Regions from separate parts of the Homo sapiens genome. Here regions 2 and 3 are each linked to region 1. Evidence: chromatin contacts called from ENCODE Hi-C or POLR2A ChIA-PET data. All regions are on one chromosome and are shown on one strand. Each heading gives the region's core, a stretch centred on a gene start or an enhancer-like site at or near the end of the contact. The rest is flanking DNA. Distances are from core to core; before and after follow the strand shown.

Evidence for each region. A loop is a pair of places that touch in the nucleus more often than their neighbours do. ChIA-PET counts read pairs that join two places held with the same protein, here RNA polymerase II (POLR2A). Pooled maps may share reads with other maps.
Region 2: a loop to region 1 is called in a map with no recorded cell type, with 5 times the contacts of the local background. The contact joins two enhancer-like sites. A Hi-C loop is called at or near these places in 1 of 37 single-sample maps with no recorded cell type and 2 of 50 pooled maps. POLR2A ChIA-PET finds 5 or more read pairs at or near these places in 1 of 52 experiments (common myeloid progenitor, CD34-positive).
Region 3: a loop to region 1 is called in a pooled map, with 4 times the contacts of the local background. The contact joins two enhancer-like sites. A Hi-C loop is called at or near these places in 2 of 37 single-sample maps with no recorded cell type and 4 of 50 pooled maps.

Annotation. Positions count from the first base shown.
Region 1 is chr6:39,528,532-39,533,110 of GRCh38, reverse strand. All of the region lies in intron 13 of KIF6 (kinesin family member 6), which reads left to right. Among named protein-coding and RNA genes, the nearest start is that of KIF6, 190 kb to the left of the region's middle. RefSeq lists a silencer at 1-16 and enhancers at 2,325-2,404, 2,425-2,484, 2,595-2,734. Within about 2 kb of position 2,775, at least 3 of the 41 ENCODE cell types and tissues checked have a DNase peak (open chromatin) inside an H3K27ac peak, as active enhancers do.
Region 2 is chr6:38,768,469-38,773,047 of GRCh38, reverse strand. It overlaps DNAH8 (dynein axonemal heavy chain 8), which reads right to left. Exons shown (of 93, transcript NM_001206927.2): 12 at 2,489-2,635. Among named protein-coding and RNA genes, the nearest start is that of DNAH8, 55 kb to the right of the region's middle. Within about 2 kb of position 1,772, at least 2 of the 41 ENCODE cell types and tissues checked have a DNase peak (open chromatin) inside an H3K27ac peak, as active enhancers do.
Region 3 is chr6:40,136,627-40,141,205 of GRCh38, reverse strand. No RefSeq gene overlaps it. Among named protein-coding and RNA genes, the nearest start is that of MOCS1, 200 kb to the right of the region's middle. Within about 2 kb of position 2,650, at least 2 of the 41 ENCODE cell types and tissues checked have a DNase peak (open chromatin) inside an H3K27ac peak, as active enhancers do.

The DNA.
Region 1 (4,579 bases), core at 1,526-4,025:
GAAATGCAGAAATCACCCGTCTTCTGCGTCGCTCACGCTGGGAGCTTTAGACCAGAGCTATTCCTATTCAGCCATCTTGGCTGCCCTCCCTCCTGTTTCCAGCTTTTGAAAGGTGTGTCAGTCCTGCTACTACAGACTGTGCTGGGAGCCCAAGTTCATTCGCGTGTGTTTCTGTTAGGCCAGCAGAGCATGATGTGCACTCAGGTGACTGATGCCTTTCCCTTAAACACATTGAGGAACCAGATCTATGGAATGTCCTAGAACAAATGGGTAAAGCCCTTCCCTTTTTGGCAACCTAAGATGAAATGTTTTGTATAAACATGTGTTGGAATGGACTACCTGACATGCATGGTTTTCTGAAGGATTCAGCCTGGAAATAATTAAGCAGTATGGTGCTCATTAAGAAGCATATATTTTAGTTAAGACAAGATTGAGAAGCATGGAAATACATTTTGTGACATTACAATTCTTTATCTCTTAATTCCATTTCTCCTTGCTTTGAATATTTTTTCAGCAACATGGTAGAATGAACTCAAAATCCCAGGAAACCAAACTTGCTGTTTTTACCACTTATTGTGATGGCAGTAGACAATGAAGATCAATAATTCCTCCCTGTGATAGTTTTCTATACATCTTTGCTGGTTGGGAAAAGGGGGCCATCTGGATTGCTGAATTCATTAATTTATTCATTCATTTATTCATTCCTCTTTCATTCAACAAATAATTTATAGAGCACATCCTTTGTTCTAGGCATAGTGCTAATTAGTATTACTATGGCCACAGCTTACACAGTCCTTATATACATCAGGTACTATTCTAGTTCTCTGCCTGGATTAACTCATTTAATCTTTATCCTATAAGTTCTTGTTTTATTCCATATTACAGAATAAAATATACATGGACAAATACAGCCTCTGACCTCAGAGTATGTACAGATTGACAGGGAAGACAGCCACTGAACAATCGATTACAGAAGTACACGTCTGTATTACTGAGAAAGCACATACCAGGAAGCCAACCTCCGGTTAAGACCAGGAAAATCCCAAAAGCGGGGGTGAAGGTAGAAATGTGGCTAGAAGGAATATTACAAGCAGAGAGAATCAATGGCATGAATAGCTTTCCAGGCCTTTGTGGTGGAAGGAGCATTTTAGGAAGTACAAAAGCCAGGTGTGGTTAGGATCTGGGGAGTGAAAGGCTGGGACGACAGGTTGATTGACATGGGAAGAAGGGATTGACAGAGGACACTAAGACTGCATGACAAGTTAGGAGGCCATAGCAGAAGTCCAGGCCAAAGGACAGGGATGATGAGAGAGAGGCAGGGGCATCAGAAGCATTTATGAGGTCGAGTGGACAGGGATCTGGGGCAGATTGGATGCTGGGGGTAAGGGTGAGGATTGGCCCCCTGGTGTCTGGGTGGCTGGTGAGGCTTTTCATGGAGACAAGAACCGTGAGTGCCTTCCCTGGCCCCACAATTTCCCCAATTGACATTGTTGGCTATAGAGAGCATGGGATTGGCATCTCTGCTGAAATAAAATCGGTACTCATGTTAGAACCTCATGGCTTATGATAGAGGAGGAGCTCTGTTTACTGGCCTTTTCCAAAGGCACACACTATTGTACCCATGCAGAAATGGCCTCAGATATCACTGCCCAGCCCCTTGTTGTGTGCCAGGCCTTTTCTATTTCTATGTCTTCTTGCCCACACCATCTCCCTTCTCATAATTCTTCTTCCCCACAGCATCTTATAATCACTCTCCTTCCTTATAATTATAGTCAAGAGTTTCAGTAACTCTTTTCCTCCCTTGATATTGCTATTGAGACAGACTAGAGTTTTGTTTGGAGAATGAATAAAGTTTACTTGAATAGAAAATCATTGAAAAAAGAATGGAAATTTTTTGTAAGGTCCAAATACAAATGAGGTTAAAGTTTTGAAGAAGAGACTTCTATCTGAAAGGGTTTTTGAGTTGTTTTCACTGTTATTGGATATAGTTCTACCAATAACTTTAAGCAGAGGTAGGCTCACAAATGGAATGATAATGATCTCACCATTTGGGGGAGGGATTGATTGGGGATTGATGTGTTTTTTTTTGGCAAAACTACAAATAGGATGAAAATTGTTGTGGATGAATCAAGGCGGCAAAGCAACAGGTAATGGGATAGTTCATTACAATATTTAAGATTCTAGGAGCTGATCAGGCTTTTATTATTCCATTATTTTATATACAAGAGGCTTGTATAAACTAAACCAAATACAAAAAAATTAATAAGTATGTTGTTTTGAAAGAATTTCTGCCTTATGTCAGTGTTAACAGTTTCTATTAACTGTCCCTAGGGCTGCTTCTAATGCAGAAAGTAAGTAAATCTGACCATCTCTGAAACTGCTGTGAAACTGTCTCCCCTTTGACAACCCTCTCTCATTTCCCATTCACCTCCACTTTACCAATTTATGCTGAAAATAACTCCCTTCAGATTAGAAAATGAAACCGAATTCATGGTTCCCTAGAGAGCCCTGCAGAGTCATTGCGCAAGCAGCCTGACATGGCCAAGGAAGGTTAGGGGCTTTGGGGCTTTTTGTTGTTGTTTTGGAGTTTAAATGTCTGTTTTGGTTTCATTGAAATAATGAGAGAGATTGTTCCGCTCCGTAGTTTGGAAAGAGTTGTATTGTTCACTTTAAAATAGGAGGCATTTTAAGGTTGGAGTTTTTTAAAAATTTCTTTCTGTTTTAGTTTTCTGACTGCCTATTCTAAATAGTCACCTGGAACCAGTCAGTGTTCTGAGAGCCCTGATGACTCACCACCTCCTTTAACTCTTTGAGATACCAACAGAACCCACTCATCACAGATGATGCCATTGGCATTTTAAAAGGTGAAATGAAAGCCAAAGCTGTAGCCTGGAGGCTCCAGACCCTTATCTCCTCCTCAATGAGAATTTGTTGAGTCCCTGCTGTGTATATAGAAAGGCCCAGGGTACCAGGGTACATGCTGTAGGCAATGCCAAGGTGAACGGAGAATGGGTCTCTGGTTTGGGGAGCTTACATTTAAACAGTGGAGGCTGGCTTTGTACCCAAAGAGCAGAGACTGAAATAACAAGTGCTCTAAGCAGGAATTGGAAGAAATACTCTGTGAATTCAAAGGAGAAGGAGAGGATTTAATAAGTAGGTTGAGAAAAGCATTACAGAGCAGGTGACATGAAAGTTAAATCTCAAAGGATGGGCAGAATTTGGACATTCAAAGATGGAAGAAAGAACATCTCAGTCTTAAAGAATAATGTGAACATTTATATGTCTTCTTAAGAGGAATGTCTATCAGGTCACCCTTTTTTTTTTGAGACGGAGTCTCGCTCTGTCGCCCAGGCTGGAGTGCAGTGGCATGATCTTGGCTCACTGCAAGCTCCGCCTCCTGGGTTCATGCCATTCTCCTGCCTCACCCTCCCAAGTAGCTGGGACTACAGGCGCCCACCACCACGCCTGGCTAATTTTTTGTATTTTTTAGTAGAGACGGGGTTTCACTGTGTTAACCAGAATAGTCTCAATCTCTTGACCTTGTGATCTGCCCACCTTGGCCTCCTAAAGTGCTGGGATTACAGGCATGAGCCACTGCGCCTGGCCAGGTCACCCATTTTTAAATTGAATTATTGGTTTTCTTTCTGTAGAGTTATTGGATTTTCTTATAAATATCTTATCTATTTCAGATATGAATCCCTGATCAGCTGTATGGCTTACAATATTTTCTCCCAATTCATAGGTTGCCTCTGCTCTCTGTTGTTTACATTGTTCTGCAGAAGCTTTTTATTTTTATGTAACCCCATTTGTCTAATTTTGCCTTTGTTGCCTACACTTTCTGGGTCAAATCTAAAAAATTATTGCCCAGATCAGTGTCATGTAGTTTTTTCCCCCATCTTTTCTTCTAGTAATTTTTCAGTTTCAGATAAGTTTAACTCTTTAGTCCATTTTGAGTTGATTTCTGAATATGGTGTGAGATAAGCATCCGGTTTTGTTCTTCTGCATATAAATAGTTGTCCCAACACCACTTATTGAAGAGTCTCTTTTTCTCCTTGTGTATTCTTGGCATCTTTGTCAAAAATCAGTTGAGTCTACATGTGTGGTTCATTTCTGAGCTCTCTATTCTGTTCCATTGGTCGATGAGTCTATTTGTATGCTAGGACCATGCTGTTTGTTCTTTTTACTCATGATAGCTTTGGATATTCAGGGGTTTTTGTGGTTCCATATGAAATTTAGAATTTGTTTTTTCTATTGCAATGAAAAATGATTTTGGAATTCTGATAGGGAATACATTGAATCTATAGATCACTTTAGTAACATGGACATTTTAACAATATTAATTCTTCCAGTCTATGAACAGATACATGAAAAAATGTTCAATATCACCAATCATTAGTGAAATGCAAATTAAAAACTGCAATAAGATACCAAGTCACACCTGTCAGAATAGCTATTATCAAAAAGACAAGAGATGACAAGTGTTGGGGAGGATGTGGAGAAAAGGGAACCCTTGTACACTGTTGGTGGGAATGTAAATTAATACAGCCATTGTGGAAAACTATATGGAGGTTCCTAGAAA
Region 2 (4,579 bases), core at 523-3,022, 760 kb after region 1:
GCCAGGAGTTCAAGACCAGCTCATCAACATAGCAAGACCCCATCTCTACAAAAAAAAAAAAAAAAAAAAAAAAAAAGTTTAATTAGCTAGGCATGGTGGTATATGCTTGTAGTCCCAGCTACTCAGAAGGCTGAGGAGTTCAAGGCTGAAGTGAGCTATGATCATGCCACTGCACTCCAGCCTGAGTAACACAAACAGGACCCCATCTCAATTTTTTTAATTTAATAAATAAAAATGTTTAAAAAAATCTATTGTGCATAAAACAGCCCCACACAACACTTCCTTAGATATGACATTAAAAACACAAAGAAAACAAAAGAAAAACATGATAAATTGAACTTCATTAAAATTAAAAACTATCGTACTTCAAAGGACACCATCAAGAAAGTGAAAAGATAACCCAAAAATAAGAGAAAATACGTGTAAATCATATATCTGATAAGGAAGTTATACCCAGCATATATAAAGAACTCCTACAACTCAACAATAAAAAGACAAATAACTCAGTTAAATATATGCAAAGAATCTGAATAGATGTTTTTTAAAAGAAGATATACAAATGGGCAAAAGTACATCAAAATATGCTCCACATCATTAGCCCTCAGGGAAATGCAAATCAAAACTTCAATGAGATACCACTTCATACCCAGTAGAATGGCTAAATTCAAAAGGACAGATAATAACAAATGTTGGCAAGGATATGAAGAAATCATAAACCTCAGCTGGGCGTGGTGGCTCATGCCTGTAATCCCAGCACTTTGGGAGGTCGAGGTGGGTGGATCACAAGGTCAGAGGATCGAGACCATCCTGGTTAACACGGTGAAACCCTGTCTCTACTAAAAATACAAAAAATTAGCCGGGCGTAGTGGCGGGCACCTGTAGTCCCAGCTACTCGGGAGGCTGAGGCAGGAGAATGTCGTGAACCCGGGAGGTGGAGCTTGCAGTGAGCCGAGATCACGCCACTGCACTCTGGCCTGGGCGAAAGAGCAAAACTCCGTCTCAAAAAAAAAAAAAAAAAGAAATCATAAACCTCATACTTTGCTGTTAGAATGCAAAATGATGCAGCTACTTTGGCAAATAGTTGGGGTTATCAACAAAAAGTTAAACATGGATTTGCCATATGACCTAGCAATTCTACTTCTGCACATATACCCAAGAGAAATGACAACATATGCCCACACAAACTCTTGTACACAAATGTTCATAGCAACATTATTCATAATAGCCAAAAAGAGGAAATAATCCCAATGTTCATCAACTGATGAGTAGAAAAATAAACTGATATTATCCGTACAATGGAATATTCTTCAATGATGAATGGAATGAAGTTCTGAAAAATGGTATAATATAGATGAGCTTTGAAAACATTATGCTAAGTGAAAGTAGCCACAAAAGACCACATATTGTATGATTTCATTTATATAAAGTGTCCAGAAGAGGTACATCTATAGAGACAGAAAGTAGATTAGTGGTTGCTTAAAACTGGGGAGAGGAGAGAATGGGGTGTGACTGATAATGGACATAAGGTTTCTTTTAGTGGGAGTGAAAATGTTCTAAAATTAGATTGTGGTAATGATTGCACAACCCTGTTAATACACTAGAAAACATTGACTTGTACAGTTGTAAGTGGGTAAATAGTATATTAATTATGTCTCAATAAAGCTGTTAAAGAAACAAATTTAAAAAACAGCTTCAAAGAAGTATGTATGAAGGATCCCACTCAGCAACTTGGTTCTGTTCATTACTCATACTTTCCTGTCCTGGCTTGATCAGGAAGTTACTAATAAAAATAGGCTTCCAAACATGTCTAGGTCTTCAACCTATGTAATGTTCCGCATTACTTTCCAACAAATGATGAACAAGATTCTAAATACTAGCAGGATCCAGGGAATTAGCGAAGTTGGGGGAAGAATACCTAAATGAGATCTTTACAGACTTTTCAAAGGATGACTCCAAGAAGTCTCTGATATGGGCTGGCCTATATCCCCCAAAAAAATGTCACTCCTTCCCAACCAGTCCTAATAAATTAATCAAACCTATGTCTGTCCAGAAAAGATATCACCCGCACAATGTTTTTGTATACACCATATACACTGGCTCAGAAAGAGGACATGCTTATACATCCGGAGATTCCACAACTACTGACTTCTATCAGGCATTGCAGGTATTTCATCTCATACTTTTTCTCAGCCTAATATAACAGTTAAAAGCAGAGCCTTTTAAGTTGAAGTTTCATAGGTAGAGGTAAACTGAGGTCTTGAGAGATGTGAAAGTTGACCATAGCGTTTGTGTTACTGGCAGAAGGCAGTAACCAGGAATGAAAAAATAAGTTATAATAAAATGCAGTGACCTATAAGTAATATTAGACAAGTCATAACAATAGTGGACAAGAGATCAGGAACAATAATTCTCAATGGCACTACATAAAGTACAAAATCACCAAAAAGGTGTGGTGTGGAGTGGGGTACGATGACTGCATAATGCTTACCTTCTCCAGTCTTTTGCAAAAAGCTTCAAATTTTCCAAATATATACATTTCTGAAACCTCAAAAGATTTTTCCCCTGAGGATTCTGAAATCAGTTTCCTTGTTTTATGAAAAGATGCCTGATATTCCTTGAATAGAAAAATGCAGTCCTATGAGAAAAGTAAAAGAAATAGGGAAAAGAAAGTGAGACATTTGTTCAGGAATCGAAAATTCAAAAACTCTACCCTCACACAGAACTGATCAAACTGTGAAAATCTGTATAGTTTTTTTTTATTTATACCATATTTTCATCCTCATTTCAACCTCACTTTTATTCATCCTCATTGTTTTCCTTTAACTCTTATCCTACATCAAAGCATACCATATACTATTTGTTTTTACATTTTCATGACAATTAGAACTCCCAAGAGGTCCAGAAATTATCTATCAAGACATCTCTATTCAGTTCGCATCCATCTTAGAATCAGCATTCTTTATGCGCAGGTATATAAAATATGAAGTTTCTGTCATACGAAGCTATCATCTGACAATCATTTTTCCAAAAGAGGGTCATAAAGTCTTTGATGAGTACATTGCTGAAATCCTAATATTTGACTACAGATATACTGGTCTGGTTTGTGAACATAATAGAAATAAAAAAGAGAATAAGATTGCTGGGTAGAGTAGGAATTAACTATTATGTCAAGCTAACATTTCCTAAACACCAAATCTTTTTTGTTAATGTTAAACTTTTTTGAAACCATCAATACCCAGTCAAATCTTTATCATAACACCATTTCTCAGATTCTGACTCTTCTGCCTCCTCTTGCCCACATAAGAACCCTTAAACATTGGGCCCACTTGGGTAATCCCCATATCAGCTGATCAGCACTTTAATTCCATCTGCAACCTTAATCACCCCTTGCCATATGTAACATAACCTATGGATAGGTTCTGAGGATAAGCACACAGACATCTTTGGGGGCCGTTATTCTGCCCACTGCAGCCACTAAATCAGAATTTCTGCAAGTGGGACTTAGAAATCTATATTTTTAACTAGCTCTCCTATAGTGATTCCTATAAATATTCAGATCTGAGAATAATTGGCCTCATTCTTTCCTCTATCACAATCTCCAAAACAATTATCATTGCTCTCTTTGAGGTCTCTGATTATTTTTCACTCATTCAACAAAAATGAGCTGGCTTGGGAGGCTAGGGGAGGGATAGCATTAGAAGAAATACCTAATGTAGATGACGGGTTGGCAGGTGCAGCAAACCACCATGGCACGTGTATACCTATGTAACAAACCTGCACATTCTGCACATGTATCCCAGAACTTAAAGTATAATAAAAAAATTTTTTTAAATGAGTTGGCTCTGAATAACAGTTCTCAGATAAGATTCTGAGTAACAATTCTCATTGTTTCCTCCAACTCATCCAAAAATTATTCCTAAAAAGTATACACTGAAAGTTTCCTGAAAACATTTCAGATGTAATAGAAACATTGAACTAGAATTCAGAAAACCAAGTTCCCATTTCTAATTCAGTCAGTAAATGGCTAGTAATCTTTAGGACCTTAAAAGAATAATGAGACTACATTGCTAAATTCTATGTAAAGAGTTATGGTTCCTGCCAATTGGCAAATTTGGGGGGAGTAATTTCTGACTCCTATTCCCAAAAATAACAAGAGAAGCTCTAGAGGAAAACATGGAATCCTGCAAGTAGCAATAAAAACAACAGAAATGAGAAACTCCTAGGAAGATGATAAGTTGTTTTGAATCTGGGTATGAGGGGAGCAAGAATGATTAGGAAAACAGAAAGAAGATAAATAATATTAGTAAATAAGGAGACATCTTATATAGTAAGACAAAGTTTAGTAAGATAATATTATCAACAATAAGTCAATAAATTACAAATTTTAGACAAATTGGGGAAATTCCCCAAGAATATCAACTTACTAAAACTGACTCAAGAAGAAACAGAAAGTATAGTCAAATAGTTTTTTTTTTAATAAACAGGCCGGGTGTGGTGGCTCATGCCTGTAATCCCAGCACTTTGGGAGGCCAAGGCAGATGATGGCTTAAGCTCAGGAGTTTGAGACCACCTGGGCAAC
Region 3 (4,579 bases), core at 1,401-3,900, 610 kb before region 1:
TCTCAGGTCTGAGACTTAAGAAAACCTTGGCTTGCTGTTGGATATTCAGATGGATTCTGTTGCCAAGATACCAAGTAGTTGTCCATCCACCACTGGGGCTCCTTGTCAGTTCTAGCATCTGCTCCCTTTGCGTCTTAACCACACTTTCACTATACTGCCTTTTTCGTGTAACCCTCACCTATGGCACACCTACATGTTGGTATGCAGGCTCTGTTTCTAAATTGTGGCTACTATTCATCTTACATGGCATCTAAGGCCATGAATCCCTGGACCAGAATCCTGAGCAACTTTTTACCTTGGGCTTCTCAAAACAATGCTCTGATCAGTTTGTCTAGGTTTATACTTGGCTCTTGAGGGTTATTTTGTGTGCAGTAGGCCCTGAGGGAATTAAGAATACATTTGCATTATAACAGTCAAGCCCAGAAATCCCATGGATAAGGGTGCCTGGGGAAAGATTTGGGTGTTGCCTATATCTCCTTGGCAAAATCTCATTTAAAAGTAGTTATGTGTATTTAAAAACCTATGCTTTAATCTGTTTCTAGAATATACTTTGGTTTCTAGTCTTGGATCTTTAAGCCTGAATTGAAGGGTGAGGGGTAAAGGAAGTCACTTCATGAGCTTGCCATAAAAACAGGTGACCAAGTGTCCCAGTCATCCTGGGAACAGGGTACTTTCACTAAGAGTCTCAAACTGGGACAACTTTACATAAACAGCAGCTATAGATAAGGCATTTCTTGTGAAAGCAGAATATCACTTGCTTGACTGTCTGACTGTAGCTGTACAGATGAGCAATTGGCATTCAAACTCATGGTACAAATGAACAAATGTTGGCACTGTCAGCTAAGATTCTCCCTTGGCATCTGTCACTAAACAGTAGATGCTTTGGACTGACTCCTGATATCGGGGTCTTGTTGAGCTTCTCCAGATACTGACTCATACCTGGGCTGGTGTTTGGTTTCCAGTGGACTGGGGGGAGTTTAACAAGTTGCTCACATGTTGGTGGGTGGGATAGTGTCCAGATGCCTCTACAGGTAGCCATGATCTGGGCTGAGCTTCACAGACCTAAGGCAAGACAAGTAGTTGCTTAGTAAGTGGAACTAAAAAGTAAAAAGTCAACAGAACAAAATAAAAGCCCATAAGCTTAGGGAAAATCTCTGGAAAGGCCAGAAATAACTTGGTGACAGAAATAAGGGTTTAAAAAAGGCAAAAAGCATAAAGGAGTAACTGTAACTGAACCTATTGCAACAGGTCTAAAGTTCCATGGGTCAGCAGGCTTATAGTGGGCTTGTCTTAGCCGGATTTAGGGATGAGATTGAGGTGATATGAATGGGAATCTCAGTTATGCCATTAAATGGGAATGTCACACGGAAATGTAAGTTTCCCAGGCATTTTGGGCTCAAGCTCTGCATATAAGCAACTCTCCCGACAAAGACAACAAAATGGCAATGGGATATGACAGGATATGGGCTGGCACTGACAGCTTTTGCTGCAGCCTTCAAAGTAGGTAGTAGTCACAAACCTTTCCTTGTCTGAATACTCCAGGCCATTCCTATCACTGAGAACACTACAACATGCAGTCAGTTTGAGCCTGTGTAGGCATATGAGATAAGGTAAATTGAGAGGCTTGTACTTACAGTTGAGGCCAGCCATGAGTCTTCCAAAGAATGGGAAATGATCATTAAGGTATGTCATCTAGCTTTCAGGGATGGGTGTTTGACCCTGGTTGCAAACATATAAAGCCAGCTCACTATTGTTTTTGCCCACATGAGCACTTCAAAACGTCGTAGTTACTGTCAAACTAGATTCTAAGTAGAACTCCAATTTTGGGAGCTACGGTAATCAAGGCTGGTTTGTATTGGCCAAAAGCTGGAATGTACTACACTCAAGGGATGGTCTACTCTGGCAGAATTATGCTTGGCATTATATGGGTTGGAGTAATGGATTTTCATACTCGTTTCACTTTCATCTTAGATGAGTGGTAACAAGCTCTTATCACTTTAAACAGACCCAAAAGCATTAGTCTTAACTATCACCTAAGCTGTTTCTTACACCTTTATACCCAAAAGAGAATGAATATGTTCAATTCATACATCCTGAACTAGTTGTTTCCGTCTTAAATTCCAGCTACTATGGAAATAGGTCGCATTCGGAGGGGGCATGGGTAGGATGAACTTAAAGCAGAAGTCATCTTCTAATCTTCCAGAAAATTATTTGGAGTTGATCTAGAAGTATTCCAAGGTTCTCTCCCTGAATTCTGTGCTTTACTGTCTGCATATCCTAATGTAATCCCCATTGTGCAGGGAGAACCTGGCCTCGGGAGCCTGTAAACCCTATGGAGAGTTCTCACTACTACTAGGATAACGTTCATTCCCCTGCTCCTGTAGCAGGACGAGTCGCAGACAAAAACCCCTCAGACACCAGATTAAAGAGGAGGCTTTATTCAGCTGGGAGCTTCGGCAGACTTGCGTCTCAAGAACCAACCTCCCCGAAGAAATAGTTCCTGGCCCTTTTAAGGGCTTACAACTCTAAGGGGTCCACATGACAGGGTTGTGATAGATTGAGCAAGTATGAGGTATGTGACTAGGTGTGGGGGTGGTGAGCAAGGCAAGTATTTCTCCATACTGTTGTCTGATCTATAGATAGCACAAGCAGGTTAGGGTGGGGGTTAATCTTTAACCTACAGGCCTGGCCAGTGGCACCGATCACTCTTGTTATTTTTCAGTTTTTACTTCCTCTTCTTTGGAGACAGGGGACAGTAGGAGAAATGGCCTCTCTCCTCACTCCTATGGGGAACTGAAATGGCCTCTCCTCACTCCTATGGGGAACTGTCAAATTCCCTGTAAGACCACTCAAATGGGGAATCAGAGGCAATGACTATCGTGTGAATGTTTTTAGTCCAGTGTTTGGTCGGCTTTGGAAGTAGTAGGGGCTTCCATTCTGTTACTAAGAAGTCAGGCGATGTCAAGGTGACTTGAAACCCAAAAGAATATCCATGCTGTATCAATCCTGGCAGAGCCATGCTGTAAGCAGGGATAGCCTCACCAAAGCTGGTCAGGTGCTGGTGGGGCGGAGGGTGTTCTAGGTGAAGAAATTTCAGTCCTAAGCAAGGCTGATATCTAAGGGCAAAATCAGCATTGGCTAATGAGATTCAGAATGAAATGATTTTAGGTCTTGTGCTGGCAGAAGCAAAGATCAAAAACTTGAAAAGAAAAATCCCATCCAACTTTATTTCAATGGCCACACTTGCAAAAAGATGGACAGAGGCTCATAATCAAAAGCCATATCAATAGTGTGGAGACAAGAATGCATCTTTGTAAGGTGTGAATTTGTGTATCCACTACATTGAGACTAGTGAATCATTCTTTTCAAGCCTCTTAGAGCTTTTATTTTGAGTCTAAGTTTCTAGGAATTCTCACTTTATACCCTAAACATAGTCTATAATCCACTAAGATACACTTCTAAAAATGATACCATTCTTTGCCACAGCGCTTTTGGTCTTATTTCACTTTGCTCAATTTTTTTTAACCCCTCTTAGTACTTACCAGGTATGTTTTGGCTAATCCTGTTATTTCCAGCCTTTCTGTCACTATTAGTCATGTTTCTTTAAAAAATTAAGTAAAATCCAGTTGAAGCCTGTGACTAGAAAATGTCTCTTTATTCTGGTACCTGGGTGATTTGACTTGCATGTCTGTCTTTTTTTTTTTTTTTTTTTTTGAGACGGAGTCTTGCTCTGTTGCCCAGGCTGGAGTGCAGTGGCGCGATCTCGGCTCACTCCAAGCTCTGCATCTCGGGTTCATGCCATTCTCCTGCCTCAGCCTCCCAAAGTGCTGGGATTACAGGCGTGAGCCACCGCACCCAGCCGCATGTCTTACATTATTACATTCCTTTCTCATGCCATCTGGTATGCTTGTACCTCTTATGTGCCACTTCAAATCCCCTCTTCCTCACTACCTCTTCCCATTTGCAGCTGCTGGTGTAACCCAACAGCACTTCAACTCAGTTTTATACCAGCTACCTCCCAGTTCCTGTCCCAGGATTTTCCTCCAATTTGGAGACATGGAATGTTCTTGGGAATCCACTGGGCTTTCATTTCCCCCTGGAAGTATGGGGGGGTGTTAGCACCTAGGGACAAACCTTGATGGATAGGAGCTGGGAACCAATGGATAATGCATCCCTCTATCTTTCCAGTCTCTCTGAGATGTTTCCTAAGGCTATAGCTTCTTGGGTGACTCTAGAGTTGCTAGTAGTGGTGGCCAACTCCATAATGCAGACTTATACTGGCCTTCCCTCTGTCCTAATTCATTTTCCTTAGGATTATGTCCTCAGACTAGAACACAAAGCTTTTGCTGGTTTCCCTGAAAGAGTGAGATGCAGTGGCTAGATCAGCTATCTAGTCTCCTCTCCCTGTTACTTTGAAGCTTTCATTTTCTCCCTTCCTTTGGTTAGGGTTACCTTCCCACTTCTTATGGTTACCTCCAATCTTGTACCTACTTCAATAGTCACCAGGTATATCTGCAGGTATCAATATCAACTCCAAAACATGGTGTGAAGTGGAAAGTGAAGAGAAAGCATTCTTATG